Regions from separate parts of the Mus musculus genome. Here region 1 is linked to region 2. Evidence: chromatin contacts called from ENCODE Hi-C or POLR2A ChIA-PET data. All regions are on one chromosome and are shown on one strand. The core of a region is the stretch at or near the end of the contact, and the rest is flanking DNA. Distances in the headings are between cores, read along the strand shown.

What was found. A loop is a pair of places that touch in the nucleus more often than their neighbours do. ChIA-PET counts read pairs that join two places held with the same protein, here RNA polymerase II (POLR2A).
Region 1: a map of gastrocnemius shows a loop between it and region 2 (4-fold over the local background). The contact joins the enhancer-like site here to the promoter of Ankrd28 in region 2. A Hi-C loop is called at or near these places in 2 of 37 maps with a recorded cell type or tissue (both gastrocnemius). POLR2A ChIA-PET finds 5 or more read pairs at or near these places in 1 of 5 experiments (Patski).

Annotation. Positions count from the first base shown.
Region 1 is chr14:31,868,760-31,874,892 of GRCm38, reverse strand. No RefSeq gene overlaps it. Among named protein-coding and RNA genes, the nearest start is that of Gm36164, 41 kb to the left of the region's middle. Within about 2 kb of position 2,617, at least 1 of the 3 ENCODE cell types and tissues checked has a DNase peak (open chromatin) inside an H3K27ac peak, as active enhancers do.
Region 2 is chr14:31,827,876-31,834,513 of GRCm38, reverse strand. It overlaps Ankrd28 (ankyrin repeat domain 28), which reads left to right and starts at 4,099. Exons shown (of 28, transcript NM_001024604.2): 1 at 4,099-4,187. The coding sequence starts at 4,161.

The sequences.
Region 1 (6,133 bases), core at 1,368-3,867, 42 kb before region 2:
CTCTTCATCTGAAGCCAGGACTGGTAGAATAAAGCTGTAATCCCAAGACTCTGTAGACAGAGGCATGAAGCTCAAGGCTTTGAGGCCAGCCTGGGCTACATATCAAGTCCCAAGCTCAATCCCTTCCGGGCAAGTACGGTTGTCTTCAGCAGGTATCACCGAGATGAAAACTTCATGATGGGACAGTGATTCGGGTGCCAAGTCGGAACATGTGAGCATGGGGAGGTCAGAGTCAACACCTAGCTTGGTACAGAATGGGGTGGGGTTGTTTGAGCCCTGGCCTCCAAATGTGTCACATGCTCTGCAGCTGTGGTGCCCCCTGAGCCCAAGAGACGATTTTAAACTGCTGGATTTGTCATCTGCCAATGTTGGTAGCCTCCTCCTCCGTGAGAATGATTGTCCCAAGTTTCTTAAGGTCCTTCTGTGGCTGGCAAGGATACCACTGCTCCAGGACAAGCTGGCAAATCCTCACCAACAATTTTTGCTGTGACTCTAAACACTGCAGCGTATGCTGCACTATGCATATGCTGCTACAGTGGCAGAAGCAGGCTGCCTCTGCAGGACCATGCCTTTACCTCTATACTGACACAGTGGCTTCGAGTAAGTAAGTAACTCCTTTAGGCCTCTGTCTTTTCATCTGTGGAATGGAATAATAATAGAGTTGGGATGGGGAGTTACATAAAAAGCTCAGAATAGCATGTGACAGGTTACCTCTGCCACATATGAAGCCACATAGTCTTGAGCAACTTACTCAACTTGTGTCTCTGATTCCTCCTCTATTAAATGAACTGATGACACCAACTTAAATTGATGGGATTATATGGAAGCAAAAATGAAGGGAATGCCAACAAAAGCATTCTAAGAACTAAAACATCTTATGAATGCATGGTCTTTAAACCCATAGTGACATAGAGGAAGAAATTTAATAAAAAAGGCCATGAGATGTTCTTAAAGAACAGACCATTTAAGAGGAAAATGGAGGAGAAGGGGGAGGCTAACAGGTCTACTAAGAAATAGATTTGGCTTCATTAAAACTAACTGCTATAAAGTAAATTTTATCACAACATACACTACCCAAATTAATTGAATTTTAAACAATAAACAGCAACTTAAAATACACTAGTCCAGATGCACTTCACTGAATGTAGACACCCCCAAGAAAATTCCCAGAGCCCACTTAATGTTGTTTGGCTATGAAGTTTCACTCCAAAAGGCCAATGTGATGTAGGCATGGCTGCCAATCCAGGGTTTCCCAGAGGCAGGACTTCTGGGAAATGATCAAGTCTCTACCAATAGATGTACCCGTCAATGGCCTTGTCCTTAGTCTCTTCCTCTCTTGTCACTCCCTGGCTGTTGTGTGGGATGCAGCTGTGCTCTGCTATGCCCTCTGTGTGGTAATGTTACTCCTTACCACAGAGAAATCTTTTGCCCTCTAGGTTGTGCTACTAGAGTGTTTTATCACAACAAAAGCATTAACATAGTAAGTAAACGAAGAGAGGTTCCTGGTGTGACTATACCTGTCTGGCATCCAGAGGGGTCACACCATCCTCAGAACAGCACCCTGTCCTCTCCCTGTCCCCCCCCTTCCTCCCTTTTACTTCTTATAAAATTATTGACTTTGAGGTCAGGTTTCCCCTGTATTCCTCATCTCTGCTTTTATTTAGTGCGTGTGTGTGTATAGTAAGTGTGTGAGTACATGTATGTACACACGTATACAAGGAGGCCAGATGTTGACCTTAGAGAATCATTCTCTATCACTCTCCAACCTTATTCGTTGACATTGAGTCTCTCAATCAAACCTAGACACCCCCCTCCCCCAGCTAATTCTTGCTAACCATCTTACTAGGGATCCCATATCTTCATCTTGCAAAGCTGCAATTACACACACAACATACACCCACTCACCAATCAGTGTGTTCTGGGGATCCAGTCTCTGTTGTTCAGGCCTGGTTAGCAAGTGCTTTAACCACTGAGTCATCTCCCCAGTCCCATGGCTAGGGTTTGTTTGTTCGGTTTTCGAGACGGTTTCTCTGTGTAGCCCTGGCTCTCCTGAAATTCTTTGTAGACCAGGCTGGCCTAGAACTCACATCAGTCTGCTTACCTCTGTCTCCTGAGTGCTGGATAAAAGGTGTGTGCCACCTCCACCCACTCTCAGGATTTTAACCTCCTGTTGTTCCCACCATGGTCTGTGGGTCAGCAGTAATCAGCATTATCACCTAAAGAATTTTAGAACTGCACCGTCTTGGATGTACCCGCAGACTTGTTGCATTAGAACTTGGATCGGATTATAAATCCTGGAGATGTGTACACTTCAGAAAGCCTGAGCTTCATCTTTCTGGACCATCTTGCAAGGCTGCTGTAAGGGTTAACGTATTCAACAGCCTGGCAAACTGGGTACTGAGTGTGCTGTCTGCCTTCTTCCCCAGAACCTGGCAGTGCTCACGTCTCTGCCCTGGGCTCCTCAGTAGTGACCTTAACTTGCTTTACTAAACTCTGCCTCTTGGCCAGGAGAGCTTGGAGTGCTGACCTCAGATTTCTCCCTGACAAGCTGGCTGTGGCCTCTTGCTCGCTCTTTCTCACCCTTCCCAAACTCCACCTCTCTTGGCCTGCCCCTTGCTGGGGACACTTAAGAAGAGCCAACAGTATCGCTTATTTTAGTCATGCTGCCTCTGCACAAAATGACCTTGGAACTTGCCCTCCCAGCCTAAGAAGGTAGCTAGCCCAGCGCAGGCACTCAACTAAATATCCCTTAGGAGAAAGAACGAGGAACAAGGAGCTGGGCCTCTGCCTTGGCATAGGTGGCTCCCGCTGGAGATTTCTCTCTGCTTTTTCTTAGACTAGCATTTTCTTGGCTGTACCCAAAGACTGGCATAGGAACCATACTCTGTCCTAGGTAGGTCTAACCTACATCTCCACCTACAAAGAGAAATACCTGCCTTGTTTAGGATCGAGGCCTTAAGCTTCCGTGTAAGGGAGTCCTTGAAATCCCTCAGGGTCCTGGCCCTGTCTGCTGAGTCCACTTTGCGGTCTGAGGTCCATAAATGCTAAAATGTTTCTGTATGTCCCTCTGTATGTAAGTTTGTACAGGCTATTGATGTTCTGCCCAAATCACTTCACTAGAAAGTACACCCTCTCCTAGCTGCTCCAAGTGCAATGTAGCCCAGCATGGACTCAAGCTCATGCCAAGCCTCCTGCCCAGCTGTATCCTGGTTTTGATCAATCACCTTGGTTTTTTTTGATCTGTCATATCTTTGTACATTTTGACAACACATTTTTACCAACTGCTTAAAGAGTAGTGTTCTTAGTAGTTCAAACTCTTGAATTTACATCAGCAATGTGTGCTGGCTAGTCTTATGTCAACTTGACACAAACTAGAATTATCAGAAAGAAGGGAACCTCAGATTGAGGTTCAAATCCATTCCCTCAAGTTATTTAGGAAATGCCCCCATAAGATCCAGCTGTAAGGCATTTTCTTAAATGAGTGACTGATGGGGGAGGGCCCAGTCCACTGTGTGTGTGGCCATCCCTAGGGTGGTGGTCCTGGGTTCTATGAGAAAGCAGGCTGAACAAGCAAGTAAGCAGCCCCCCTCCATGGCCTCTGCAGCAGCTCCTGCCTCCAGGTTCCGGCATTGTTTGAGTTCCTGTCCTGACTCCCTTCGATGATGAACAGTGATATGAAAATGTAAGCTAAATAAAACCTTTCCTCCACAACTTGCTTTTTGGTGATAGTATTTCATCACAGCACTAGAAAGTCTATAATTAAGATGGCATATAAAGCAGTCAGTTATAGTCAGACAGGAGTTGATACTAATTCTGTGTCTTTAACTAATTCTATTTGCTTTTACTGCAAGAACAAGGCTGAGACCTCTTACACTGTGTTCTTACCCTGACAGTACTCAGCTCCTGCAAACAACCTTGAGTGAGTCGCTATTTCCACATTTCTTTGGACTCACAAAAGTTGTGTATCCTAGAGAGGATTTCAGATAGCCAGTAATTAACTGTCTCACTTATCATTCTTTTTTTCTTTCTTTCTCCTGTCAAAGATGTAAAGGACCCCATCCCTTGACTGGAGGCCTTAGCAAGAGACATAAAATCCTAGACACTTTTAACCTTTCAAAGCAGGTAGGGCAGTTCTAGGAGCCCCAAGGAGAGAACCACCAAAAACAGTGATGGGCAATATGTCCCCAGTGTCCTCAATACTCTGCCAATGGGAGCACACTCCTGTGTTTGTCCTGCAGCCTCCAGGGTGCATGCGGGTCAGCGTACCTATGACCTTTGTTCAGTTTATCTAACGGCTTTAAGAGCTCTTGATTGAGCCACTAGAAAATCAGCTGATCGGGAATCCACTCCCTTTACTCAGTTGTAAGCAGAGAAATGCTGGTTTTATTTGTTTAATATATTGGGTATATAGATATATAGATATAACGTGCCTTTGCTGAGATACAGTTTTCCATGGCTACAGGAAGACTCGTGACTATTTTGATAGGCTATCATACACATGAGCATAGACGCTTTCTGTTGTGCTGTAACAAGCTACTGATCACTGAGATAATTATAACAATGCGTTTCTCATCTCAGAAGCCCAGACTCAGCCCTTCATGTTTGCCAGGGTCTATCATTTTCCAGCAAGCTGGTCTTAAATAGCAAAGTTCTTTCTTATGTCTATCCTGGTTGAAGTGGGTGTTGTAGCCTAGGCTGGCCTAGAACTCAGTAGATAGCTCAGGCTAGATTCAAACTCATGACAATCCTCCTGCCCAGCCCTATGCTGGCTCTAATCAGCTGCCTTTGTTTTTTGTTTGTTTTTTCTTTTCAATTTTTCATTAGATATTTTCTTCCTTTACATTTCAAATGCTATCCCGAAAGTGACCTATGCGCTGCCCCCCCCCACCTCCGCCCCCTCCCCCCCCCCCGGCTCCCCTACCCACCCACTCCCACTTCTTGGCCCTGGCGTTCCCCTGTACTAGGGCATGTAAAGTTTGCAAGACCAAGGGGCCTCTCTTCCCAATGATGGCTGACAAGGCCATCTTCTTCTACATATGCAGCTAGAGACACGAGCTCTGGGGGTACTGGTTAGTTCATATTATTGTTCCTCCTATAGGGTTGCAGACTCCTTCAGCTCCTTGGGCTGCCTTTGTTTTTTGACCGGTCCTGTCTGTATGCATTTTGACAACATATCTTCACCTGACCCCTGGTTCTATTGTGCCTCTCCCTGGTTATCTTACCTCTCAGCATGTTTATAGATGTTGCTCTGGGCCCACACTCATGACTGTTATGAAATTAATGTCCTGGCCTCAATTTTTCTATAATTAGTCATAACTATCATATGAGAAAATGCTAAAGTTCACTGAACTGAACATAGAACATTATATTTATTTTAAAAGAAAATTATTAAATTTCTTCTCTCTCTCTCTCTCTCTCTCTCTCTCTCTCTCTCTCTCTCTCTCTCTCTCATTTTTCTTTCATGAGTGATGGGATGGACCCCAGGGCCCTGTGAATGGTAGGCAAGCACTCTACTACTGAGCTATATGTTGGCACACACCTTTAATCCCAGCACTTGTGAGGCAGAGGCAGGTGGATCTCTGAGTCTGAGGTCAACCTGGTCTATAGAGTTCCAGGGTAGCCAGGGCTACACAGAGAAATCCTGTCTCAAAAAACAAGAACAAAACAAAAGGAATAAATAAAAGTTATTTAGATTAATTATACCCAACCACTTTAATAAATTTGACATTATATGTATTTATTTTTAGCACTGTGATAAGTTTTAAAAGACATGTAGTATACTATCTTTGGGTAACTTGGCTGACATTACTAAAAGCCACATTTTCCTGAAAGCATTTGGATTTTATGTGATGCTTACATTTTATATGAAATTTAATAGGTTGATTCTTAAAAGCTCCAATTTATTATCTCTCTTTTCTACGGTTTTCAAGTGTCATTATATTTTATTTTGCCAGAAGAAACAGTTAACAGGAAACATCAGGGAATGAATAACAAGTTACTCACCCAGAATTATCAGAAGAAGAAAAAAAGAACCCAAACAACTAATAATTCATAGGAGAAACAAAGGACATTTGTGAGTGAGGTCATTTCAGAGACTGGCTTATCAGGAACAGGAAATATTCAACACAGATGC
Region 2 (6,638 bases), core at 2,850-5,349:
TCTTTAGCTAGCTACACAGGGAAACCTTGTCTCAAAATAACAGAACAAGCAGACAAACAAACAAACAACAAAAGGAAGAAAGACTAGTAGATAGACAGACAGATGGATGAACTAGTTTTTCAGTTATGGAGTCACAATATTTCAGAGACTTTTTTCATCACCTTCATTGTTGCTGATATATCTGCTGACAAGTGGACTGCCATTCCTTTTAGGTAAGTCTGACTTTCTTCAGTGAGAAGTTTAACATTTTTGTATTCTGCGTGGTTTTCTAGACTTTATCTATTACCTATCCGCTTCATTTTTAAGTTTATTTCTAATTAAAGGAAGACTTCATTTTTTCCTTTAATTCATGGTGTTCTTCTAGTCTGAAAAATGCAGGCATTATCTTTGTGTATTGGCTTCCAGTTAATCTCTCCATTCTCCACGTTCTAAACTCCGTTAGATAAATACTTGGCTCTTGTCGTGTCTCCTGCGGCTCCGAACTTACTTTGCTGCTTTGACAGTCCATCATTTGCATCTTATTGGTAGTTCTGATTCTTCAGAAAAATCATTTTTGTGCAGTAGGGATTATCTGGCTCAAAAGAACCCCTCATAGTTGTCTATTTCCTATCATAAAAGTTGCTTTTCTGGTTTTTAAGGGCATTATGCATCAGGTCTTGCCAATGGTTAGGTGGGTAACTCTGAGCACAGCTAGCTCCTTTAGGCAGCAATATGAAAGGGTTAATGAAAATTACACTAGGTAAGGAATCTAAGAAGGTACTTAGTGTCTACCATGTAGTAGATTAGGAAATAAAATCTTGTGTGGTGATTAGCTTACAGCAACTTCCCTGGTGATGGTATCTGTGCTATTTATATTGGACAGAAGTTCTGATGGAGACTGTCACCCATTCTCAGACTTGGCAGTAGTGAATGGCTGAGGCATGGGCTCATGGGTTTAACCACATAGTTAGTCTTTATTTGAGTCTTCTTAGGACTCCTGACTCTATGACGGAGAAGTACTTAATGAGTGAAGAGGGCTGCCAGGGAGTATCAGTGGTATACAGACAAAGAGACACACGCAAGACTTGGGAGATGATTCCGCATGAGGACCCAAGTTTGGATTCCAGATCTTGCTGGCCAGACAGTTTAGCCACAACAGGGAGTTCCATGTTCAGTGAGAGACATTGTTTGAAAAAAAAAAAAAGATGGAAAGCGATTGAGGAAGACATCCTGTCGGGCCTCTATAAGGTTGCACACAGCACACATTCATAAAAACAAACACAGAGGAGGAAGAGGAAGAAGAAAGAGACTTTATTGACACCATTTTAATTTTTGGTCCCACTGGTTATGTGTATGATGTAGGTAATACTTTTCAGGAATATAGATTTATCTTATTTACTAATTTATAACAGGGTCTCCCTATGTAGCTTCCTGGCCAGTCTGGTCCCGTTGGGGTAGTAGGTAGTACTTTTCAGGAATATAGATTTACTCTATCTATCTATCTATCTATCTATCTATCTATCTATCTATCTATCTATCTATCTATCTATGAGAGGGTATCACTATATAGCCTCCTGGCCAGCCTGGAACTTGCTGTTGATCAGGATGGCCTCAATCTCACAGAGATCCACCTGCCTATTACTCCCAAGTGCTAGGACAAAAGGCATATACTGCCATACCTGGCCAAGCTCTTTTACATTTTAACAGATGCAGGAATAATAATATATTTTGATGTTAATAAAACTTGAACACAAATATTTTTAATTTTTTCTATTTTTTCCAGAATCAATAGTTGTTACTATCTCAACAGCTATGAAAATATAGTTGTTAAAATACTAATTTTGAATCTGAGTGGTCCTAAAGAACTCCCAGTTTTTAATATTACTACCTTGATTGACTGTGTGATATGAGTAGGCTGTGTAATATGCCTAACCTTTCTTCTTAATAAACAGTAAGACACACAAGATGTTAAAGTGTTCAAGATGGAGAAAGGTGAGCCCACCTAGTACTGAAACAACCTTTGCAGCAAGATCACACCCTCTCTAATGCAGAGATGGAATGCTGTAAGATACTTTAATCAATTACTCTTCATTAGGAAATTTTATCACCTCAATCCTAATACACTGAAATACACATTTGGTCCACTATCTCAACCCATACCCTCTAAACCGCTTGCTTGCTACCCAAAATCAGTTTGTTCTGTGTTCCAAATCAAGTACCTGTTGTGCTTTTAAATCCTAGAACTTTAACCCAGAGGAGAGCATGCTGAGGCTGTGTGTTTGTTCAGTCGTATTAATTGCTGAGTCAACATCCAGTGTTAAACAGGCATACATGTAGAAGAGAGTAAATCTTTCATCCTCGAGGAAGGCAAAACTCGATTGGCTGTAGCACATGGACAATTATAATCACAAAATATTTTAGTAATGTTGTCATAACACCTTTGTTTTGGAGAAGTCAAAGTCTTTCATACTGCTAATTCATTCACCTTCAGTGCACTGATAAAGAGACATGGGGTGACAGAATTCTCATTTCATCGGCCAGAGTTGATGCAGAAAGAAATTAGGCACTGAAGAAAATGCAAAGCAAGAATCATTTTTTTTTTTCTGGCTAAGCCTCTTCCATCAGTTATGAGAATTCCTCCATTTTAAAGTAGCAAATACCAACCATGGTAAAAATGTAATTTTAGAAAAGCAATTGTTTCAGCAGAATTATGGCATAGTTATGTTAAGAGATATCAGAAGGCTCTTAGTGCATTTGATCTTGCACTTTGATATTTTCTGTTCTTATGGGGCTAAAGAGTTGTTTTTAATAATAGCATTATAATAAACTGACAGTCCTGGCACTGATCCCCATTTTTCTAGACTGCCATTAGGCTCAAATCGATTCTCTAAATAAAGTCTGTCCCAAGAGACACACCAATGCAGGGAAAAGATGAGGTTTGGTTTTGTTTTTTAAACCAACCCGATATCTCACGTTTGTGTTCTAACCATCTGTACCTTTTATTAATCAGGGGCTGGAGCCGCCCAGGCTGACAGACACAGGAGAACAACAATCTTCTCCCACACAAGCCTGGAATGGTAACAGTGTGCGGCTGCCTAAGAAAGAAAAGCCTTTTCTGAGCTGTGGGTTGGCGTGGGTGTGTGTGCCAGGGCGAGGGAGTCATTCCTCTTCTCCATCCAAGGATGCTATTTATTGAAAATCCTGCACATCTTTTTGAAAAAATTGATTTCTTTCAAGTGGGAGGCAAAAACCCTTTTGATGATAAAGAAGAAAGGGGGAAAAAAAACACATGCAAGATTGAAAGGGGCGCTTTGGAGAGAAATGTTCCGCGGTCACAACCTGTTCAGGCTATGAAGACCACACCCTTCAGTCTCGCGTGCCAGCAGTCCCCCGGTGACCACGTCTCCCCCAAAGCCCGCGGAGACATTCTCACTCTCGCTCCACGTGCGAGTCCGGTTCCCCGCTGCCCTCGCTACTCTGTTGAAAGCAGCATCGGCCCGGAGGTCTCCCTGGCTCGCACCGGCTCCGGCTGCCTTCTCCGCACCTGACTGAGCTGAGCTTGTGCACGCCACCTCCACGTGCCATCCCGGGCCGTTACCCGGTACCCAGTTTCCGTCCCTCCCCACCTCCAGTCCGGGCTCCGCCCACCGCGCCCGGGGCGCGCGCCCAGACGCCCCGCCACCTGGCCCGCCCGCTCCGCGCGCCGCCGCTTCCTGTGCCCCGCCCCTCCCTCCGCGGAGAGGCGGAGCCCGGGAGCGAGCGAGCGCGGTGGCGTGGCCAATGGGCGCTCGGCTTACTCTGGCCTCTCCCCCGCGCGGCCGCCAATCGCGGCGGGCGGTGGTGGTAATATTGTGGAGTGGAGTTTGGATGCCGCCGCGGCCGCGGGCTGGAGCGGCGCGGCGGCGGGGGCTGCTGGGGTATTTCGGGAAGGGGGTGTGAGGCGGCGGCGAAGGCGGCGGCTGCGTGTGGGAGGTGGCTGAGAGCTAGAGGGAGAGAGCGAGAGAAAGGACGGAAGAAAGAGGGCGGGAGTCCTTGGAGGAGGCGGGACCGGCGGGGCTCTTCGCGGCGGCGGCGGCGGCGGGCGGCCGGGGAGGCGGCGCCGCCCCCTGCCCGCGCTCTCTTCAACGTAGCCGGCCACCTACCCGCCGGGCGCGGGTAGTGGCCGAACAGCGGCGACCGCCATGGCGTTCCTCAAACTCCGCGACCAGGTAGGTGAGGGGCGGCGGGGCGGGATCGCGCCACCGAGGAGTCGGAGGAGGGTGGACCAGCGGCGTGGGCCGCCCGGGCGCCCTGTCGGCGCGGTGGCAGCGAGGGAAGAGGGTGTCCCGGGTCGGCAGCCGTGCGGGCCGTCCGCCTGTCAGTGCAGCCCCAGCTCCGAGAAACCCACGTGCCGCCGGGGGATCGCGGCCGCCGCCACAGGGGCGGGTTCTGCGCTCGCCGCCCTCGCGTCCGGCGCGCTGCCGGGTAGGCGCCTCCTCTTTCCTGCCAGGTGAGGCTCGGGCCTAACAGGTGGCTTTGCGGTGCGGAGTCGGAGCGGGGCAGGCGGCGGCCGTGACCTGGGGTCACGACCTTGCCCTCGGGTTCGCTTCGCGGGGCGGTTCACGGTCCACCGCACCGTCTCTGCGGAGAGGTAGTGGCGGTCGAAAGCAAACCCACCGGTGCCGATGGATTCTGCTGGGGACTGGTTGTTACGGTGCATATTCCCAGGCTGGTTTTCTCTTGGCATATTCTGCACCATCTTGGTTTAGTTTTCCTGACTTAGGAAGAGCTTGTCAAAGAACACCTGAAGTGCTCAGAAGACTGCAGTACACTGTGGGCTGGGAAAAATAACTCTGTATCTACCAATGAAATCGCAACTATGTCTGAATGAACGCTTGTTACCCTTTTAAAAAGGCGAGAAGGTGAATTACCAGACGCTCCCCAGTGTTTGTCTCTTTTAAAGAAAAGGGAAAGTAACGAGTGGATTTTACGGAGTCGCGGGAACCTATTAATGCTTGAGTACCCCTTTTGCCATTGTTTTTCTGAATAGGAGATACTGAACAGATTTGAAGGGAAACCAATCAGAAAGTGGGCACAAGCTTAACAAAAACGATAGGGAAAAACTTAATGTTTTATGTCATTTTCTACCAATTAAAACTTAAGTTCTGAGTCTAGCTAATGTCAATTCTCACTTAAAAAGTGAATATTCTACTTAGGCTGAATGCTGACTTTTAGTATCATTTGGTATCAGCAGAATTTTAGCTGATATTAACAATAGGGCATGATACTTTGAAAAACTCTGGTTGATAAGTTTGTATTTCAAAATCTGTGAATAACTTTACTGTTCAACATGTTCCATTAGCTACACATAGAATCTTTGAGTTGATTAAAATTAAGAAAGCACAGTTTCTCAGTTGTGCTAGTCAAAAGCACACTTTTCAAAAGTGCTCACCAGCCACAGGTAGCAAAACCTTTCATTGCACAAAGTTGTCAGGAAAAAACAAAAAAATCTGTTAATAACAAGCAGAGTTCAAGCCCAGATCATCTAATTCATATGTAGTTAATACCATGAAACTCAAGATCTAGATTTTCAGCTAATCTTTATTACTCTAGTAACTCTTTGTACCTGAATATTTGGTTGTAATCCTTCACTTTTGGAAATGTATTTTGTGATTTGGTCATTGTGTGTGTTAGGGATTTGGTAGACTGTTAGAAGATCTTACTTTATAAAAAAAAATGAATAAATAATAAAAATCTATTGGCATCTGTGCATTTGAGTGTTTAGTAACTACAGTTTTGAAGCAGTCGTAACACTGATTCAGTTTTGTGTAATATTCTTTAACACTCAGTGGTGATATTGATTTTTAAAATGTTACCTGTAAACTTGAGAATCCGTGATGAGTAAGTTAATGAGATGGCATTGCTGGGGAAGACTTACTGTATTACAAAATAATTGGCTCATCTAGTTCTTTTGAAAGACAACTGAGTTTTTCTTAATTTAAAGGGAATTGCACTTGTTTTTAGAAATCAGTTTATTGATATGTTTCAAGACATTAGAAGTGATGATAGAAACGAAGTGGGATTCAATAGTTTAGTGTTTTCCATTTCTAGGGAAAGCATATTAGCTAGACAAAGTAGTTTTTGGAGGAAAGGTGAGAAGACCTGTATATGTACACAGGATTTTAAATCTGGAAGGTAGTTGATACCGCTTTTAACGCAACAGCTTTATATACATTCCAGTTAGGAAGTAGTATAATTTTTTTAACCTTGCAAAGAATAGAAGGAAGCTAGACATGAGTAAGGATTTTCTTCAACATTTAAGTATGAGAATGGTTCTACATGGTAAAGATATAAAGTCAGAGATGAGGAAATGACATAATCAGTAAAGAGCTTACTGTCAGCATGAGGATCTGAGTTTGATTCCTGAAACTCAGTAAAAACCTGGGGCACAATGGCACATGCTTGGGATCTCTGCACGGGGAGGCAGAGGCAGGAGAATCCCTGGGGCTTCCTAACTTGCCAGCCTAGCCTGCTTTACTCCTGAGGAATAACACTGGACATTGACTTCCGGCCTCCACATACACATATGCAACCACAGGAACACACACACATACACACACACACAAGATACACAGGGAAGACAAATATAAAATCAGTAAGCAAATAAGGAAATTGTCCTC